2 separate regions of the Mus musculus genome follow, and region 2 is linked to region 1. The links are chromatin loops, found by intact Hi-C in ENCODE. Cell type or tissue: left cerebral cortex. All regions are shown on one strand. Links, peaks and the distances in the headings refer to the core of each region. The heading gives the core; the rest is flanking DNA.

Region 1 (2,912 bases), core at 265-2,764:
GTGTGTCTCATATACAAAACTATAACAGCTGACAAACATCTATTTGGGCTTTAAGCAGGACAGAACCAGATGAAAATGAGAGATGATGATCTTGGATCACCAGGGTTACACAAAGCTGGGGAATCTTGAAGATCATGGGACCCTCCACACCCAGACTTGATCCTTCTGGAAGGCATCAAGGAGGCTGGTAACAGGAATCCTACTCGTGGCACTAAGTACCATACACACATCTCCCATCAGGCAGATCCTATTACTGTCCTCACTGCACAGGTGAGGAAACGGCAGGACTCCATAGTTGAATCCTATGGCAGCTAGTGGGGGAATCACCTCTCATTGCTCATGTTCCTCCCTGACAGTCCTTTCTTCTTACTGCATTTATACACATCTCCCATTTAAACAAATACCTCTCTGCCCTCATTGCCATCTTTCTCAGCATCTTCCTAGCTTTCTTCTTTAGAGGCGGCCATAGACATGCCATGTCCATCTTCCTAATCTCCAGTTGCCTCCTGAATGCATCTGTTTTCCTTCTGGGGCTGGGACTTGTACACGTTAGTGCTCTACTACTGAGCCACTGGCAAACTTCTTGAATCCATTAATCTGTCCTTTATGCTGTCTCAAAGCTACCTCCTCTCATCAGGAATACAAGCTTGTGCCTAGGTTACATCAGGCTGGTGCCCATCAGTCGGCCTCATGGTCTCTGGTGCCTGGGAGAGACATATATATGCTTTGCCTCAGTCTCTAGGTGTGCGTCCTACCTCCCAGGAGCACCTCTCTCCAGCCCCCTTTATTTTACTTATTTAATTTTGAACTTTTCATTTTTATTTACAGGTGTGTGTGTGTGTGTGTGTGTGTGTGTGTGTGTGTGTGTGTATGTTGCATGTATACAGGTAACTATGGAGGCCAGAAGAGGGTGTCAGGGTGATATCTCCGTGGAGCTGGAGTTATAGGAGGTTTTGAGCTGGAAACTGAACTAGAGTCCTCTACAAAATGACACTTAACTGCTGAGCCACCTTTCTGGCTTCTTACATGACCTCTGGTCAGTTAAACTGAGCTCCTAGACCAGCTTGACCACAGGCTGTTTTGGACTTGTAACTGTCCTCTTCTTTCCACTTTAATGCAAGACTTATAGACTTTCTACTCTCTGCTAAACCTTCCTGATGCTTGGGGATCATCACCAGACCTGATCTTTTCTCTTTTCCACTTCTCAAACATCTTGGATAGCTAGCTACACTGCTAGACTTGTTTTTCGACCTGGATATCCCTCCTAAACTCAGATTTGGTCTGAATCAACACTGGAATACAACGTGCACATTAAAGTAACACATCCTAAAACAAGGATTGGCAAGCTGCCATCTAACGTATGCCCGCCTCTGGTTGTAAATAAAGTTTTTTTTTTAAACCTTCGATCTTATGTGTATGCGTGTTTGGCCTGCATGTATATTTGTGCATTACCTGCATGCAGTGCCTACAGAATCCAAGAGGGTATTAGATTCCCTGGGACTGGAGTTATGACGGCTGTTACTGCCATGTGAATTGATCCTAGGTCCTCTGGAAGAGCGACCAGTGTTCCTGACCACCGAAAACCTCTCTTGCCCCCATAAATAAAGTTTATTAGAAAAAAGTCAGTTGCACTCAGTCACATATCATCTTTAGGTGCTTCTGTGATAAATGGTAGAGCTGAGTATTAAAGAGCGCACGGCCCCTGAGTCCTGAAATATTTACTCTCTGAGACTTAAGATGAAAGCAATCAACTTCAAGCTGATAGGATGGCTTAGCAGGCCAAATTCTTGCTATACAAGCCTGATGACCTGAGGTGGAGCCTCTGTAGAAGGAGAGAACTGATTCCTGAAAATCCTCCTTTGATCTTCACACTCATATTGTATCATGAGAATATCCCAGCCCCAACTGTCCCCCTACACACTAATAAATCTTTGTAAAAATCAGTTGACTTGGTCTAACTTGTTACTAGGTTTCTTCTAAGTATTTCCATGTTAGGGAAGGGTATCCCCTGTTCTCAGCTGCCCAAGGTTATCTATCCTAGGACATGTCCTCTTGTCTTTGACCTATTACTCATTTCTATTCAATTGCTATGTCTCCAGCACCTACGTCATAAGTATCTGGAGAGTGTGTACCCTCTCCTAGGGTAGCCACTGTCACTGTTTTATCAACTTTCATCAACTACAACCATGTGTTAACCCTTCATTACTCCTCTCTCCACAGCAGCCTACAGATTCTTCCTAAGCTATTTTTCTGTGGAAAGAAAAATCAGTACTCTTCTATGCAGCCTACCCTCCTTCTTGTACCCTGAGCCTTACCTCCTGACACCGAGACCACAGACTTCCTTCAGTTCCTTGGCTCCTCTTAACACCCTGTCTGTTGGCATGTCTCCTAGACCATTTCCCCTGCCAAGGACATCTCAAGTTCTTCACCAGCCAGCCCTTCTTCCCACGTCTCTACCTCTAGACAGATCGTGCTGTGCCTAAAAGCACCGATGTAACCAGGTCTGCTGCTTGATACCCTCCTGGGCCTTCCCACGGGCACAATGGGAAAGTCCAGGGACCCGGGCCAGCTTTCTTACAATCCAATCCTTTTCTACACCCTTTTCCCAGTCCTAGCTTCATACTGACTTAAGGGGATAGATACAAACTAAGCAGGAGCTGCTAGAGAAGAAAGCCCGTGCAGAGTGAAGCCCAGTCAAAAGCTTCCTTTCACTGCGCTGCTGCAGGGCCGTCATCCCCAGTTGGTAGATGAGGAAACTGAGGTCCATCATCCCCAGTTGGCAGATGAGGAAACTGAGGTTCGGGATGGAGACGTGATGAACTCAAAGTCATATAACATGGAAGTGATGGAGTTGGGTTCAGGCACCAGAACTCTTCAGCTGTCCTGCACAAGGCAGCGGGTGAGCAAGATGG
Region 2 (2,912 bases), core at 324-2,823, 160 kb before region 1:
TTGTATTGCACCCCTACATTTTTCCTTGTTTTGATAATCATACTACACTTATGTAAGATGCCACACTTGGGGAGGACCAAGCAAAGAGCATATGGTAGCTGAACACTGTGGCCCAAGCCTGTAACTTTAGCTCTTAGGAAGCAGCAGCAGAAGGAGGATTAGGAATTTGAGGCTAGCCTGGGCAATGTGAGCTCTGACTCAAACAAAACAAAACAAGTAAGATTATATGGGAATTATTTGTATATTTTTATTTTCTGTTTTTTGTTTTGTTTTGTTTGTTTGTTTTGAAATTGGGTCTTGTTTTATAGCCTAGAGTGGGCAATTTGCCTTAAACTCTGGGCAATTTGCCTCAGCACTCCTCCCTTCCAAGTGTAGGGATGAGAGGGTATGTCTCACATCTGGCTTCCTTTGTATAATTTTCCTACATTTTCCCTGAGTCTGAAAATATTTCAAAATTCAAGCACCGAGTTGGTGAAGGGGTTTAGTAGCCTGACATCCTCAATTCAGTCCCCAGGACTTTACATAGTGGAAAGAGAGAAATAAAAATTGTCCTCTGATCTCCACACCCCCAACACACAGAGAGAGAGGGGGGGGGGAGAGGGAGAGAGGGAGAGATTGAGAGAATGTAAGTAATTGAAATAGGCAGGAGAGATGACTCAGTGGTTGAGAGTACTAGTTGCTCTTCCAGAGGACCCAGGTTTAATTCCCAGCACTCACATGGCAGCTAATGATGGTATGTAACTTTGTGGGCACTTAGTATGGTAAGTGATATACAGACAAAACACCTATACACATAAAGTAAAATTTAATGAATATTTAAAAATAAATAGAAAATATCTTTTTAAAGGTACTAGATTTTTTAAAAAAATAAAAACTACAGTGAACAAACAAGACAGAGGGGAGTGTTGGAAGAGAGGCTGGCTATCACAGAAGGAGGGTAAGGCAGAAAAAGACATGGAGAAAATGAGTTGCACAAGGTCAGAGCTTCTGCCTGCTCCCCAAATGCTCACCCTTGCCCCTGGAACTGACACCATGGGTCTCCAAGCCTGTTTTGGGATGTCAGGGGTCACGAAGACACAAGCTGGAGGGCAGAATAGGCACATCCAGCAGTAATTCATTCTTCTGACATCGGCCTATAGTGACCCAGTAAGATGATGTATTGTGTGCTAAAAGAATGATTCTCTGTATGCCAGCATCTCCAGTACATTGACACTTTGGAGCTAGCTTGCTTTCTTACTTTTTATTGCGGTAGTGGGGAACCGATGCCATGCTAGGCAGTCTGTTTTCTGAATGTCTCTCCTGGAAATTTCATGGAAATTGTCACATCCCGGTGGACGCCGTACATCACCACAGAAGCTCCGCCCTCTCGGTGGCCAGCTGTCACTGGATTGGACCAGCGGGTTGGGTGTGCAGAGGGAGGTCCAATCGCTCTGGCGCTTGAAATGCATGCAGTCAGGTGTGCAGGCCCTGAGGGCACCCGGGGCAGGTATGGCGAGCTGGTGGCGCGCGTTTCCACAGGCAGCACGGCGCTATCCGTGGCCCACTAACGTGCTGCTCTACGCCGGGCTCTTCTCGGCGGGTGATGCCCTGCAGCAGCGACTGCGGGGAGGCCCAGCCGACTGGCGCCAGACGCGTCGCGTGGCCACTCTGGCCGTGACCTTCCACGGAAACTTCAACTACGTGTGGCTGCGCCTACTGGAGCGCGCCCTGCCAGGCCGCGCGCCGCGCACGGTCCTGGCCAAGGTGCTATGCGATCAGACTGTCGGAGGGCCGATAGCCCTCTCTGCCTTCTACGTCGGTGAGGGGCCAGGGCCGGGCACTGGAGGCCAGGCAGGAGGCTCGGGAGTGGGGGTGGGTGCGGGGAACGGGGAGACCGGAGATCTAAAGCCACTGGGGCTAAGGCAGGAGGTGACAACTCTGCGGCCCGGGAATTAAGGCTGAAAGGAAGTTCTGAAGCAGCGATCGGAGGTCTGGACATTGGAGGACTTGAGGTTTCCAGAAGGAAGAATTTGGGGGCCGCTGGCCGGGGAACTGGAGATGCCAAGTGCCAGGGATTCAGAGGGTTGGTGTCCGAGCTGAGAGGCTGAGGTTGACAGAGTTCAGGAGGGAGAGGTCACTTTTCCTCCAGAAAGAAGCATCTTCAAGAGACCCTAGCTTAGCCCCATAGCAGCTCCATCCCTAGACTCCACCTGTTCTAGAAAAAGCCACACCTGAGGCTCTGCGGCCAGCACATTAACTCAAAAGTGATGGGATCGGTGGTGACTCTGGGGGCAGAGTGGGTGAAATATGCGATTACAGAAGTCATTTCCAGGGTCTTAGTCTTGCTTGAGCAACAAGATTTCCCTGGGGTGGGGTCACACAGAGAATGGGAGGGGGTGGTGTACCTATGAGGAAGCTGTTTTCAAGCCGGGCTGGATGAGCTGGCTTTGGGAATCTTTTCTGCCTGGTTTACTGAGAACAACAAAGGGTCTCTTGGTTTTTGTCTCCTTAGCAATTTCTGTATCCTAAAAGGCAGTGGCAGCTGGGGAGGGCCACTCCGTGTTTGGAGAGTCTTTTCCAGGGACTGTCATTGGGGATGGTAGATCACCAGCAACTGAGCCTAAAGCCTCCCTCCGGCCTCAAGCTGTGCCAACTGAACTATATTTGCAGTCTTTAGTTCGTTTTTAATTCTGAGACAGGGGCTCACTGAGTTGCTCAGGCTGGTCTTGAATTTGTGATTCTCCCACTTAAATCTCCCAAGTTGTTGGGGTGACATTCTTGACCCACCAGGCTCAGCTTGTTAATGTCTTCTAAAACCGAATAAAGGTAGGCGAACCATCTAGAAGAAACTTACCCTCCTCTGGGAGGTATTATAGGGAGTTTGTATTAACTTCCTTTCCTTCTATAACCCACAGGAAACATCAAAGACCTGG

What was found. A loop is a pair of places that touch in the nucleus more often than their neighbours do. Peaks named below come from ENCODE experiments on the same cell type or tissue, not always from the same donor. Only the 100,000 strongest peaks of a DNase experiment are listed, where the experiment ranks them.
Region 2: it touches region 1 in a loop (2.3-fold over the local background); 1 of 42 quality-filtered maps calls a loop at or near these places.

Annotation. Positions count from the first base shown.
Region 1 is chr16:14,103,649-14,106,560 of GRCm38, forward strand. It overlaps a transcript of Bmerb1 not described here. Among named protein-coding and RNA genes, the nearest start is that of Marf1, 54 kb to the right of the region's middle. In left cerebral cortex, for the core only: no CTCF peak of the experiment used is centred there; DNase peaks (open chromatin) are centred at 1,370 and 2,431.
Region 2 is chr16:13,939,226-13,942,137 of GRCm38, forward strand. It overlaps Mpv17l (Mpv17 transgene, kidney disease mutant-like), which reads left to right and starts at 1,440. Exons shown (of 4, transcript NM_033564.3): 1 at 1,440-1,798. The coding sequence starts at 1,489. In left cerebral cortex, for the core only: no CTCF peak of the experiment used is centred there; a DNase peak (open chromatin) is centred at 1,401; H3K4me3 peaks cover 1,928 bases; H3K27ac peaks cover 1,824 bases.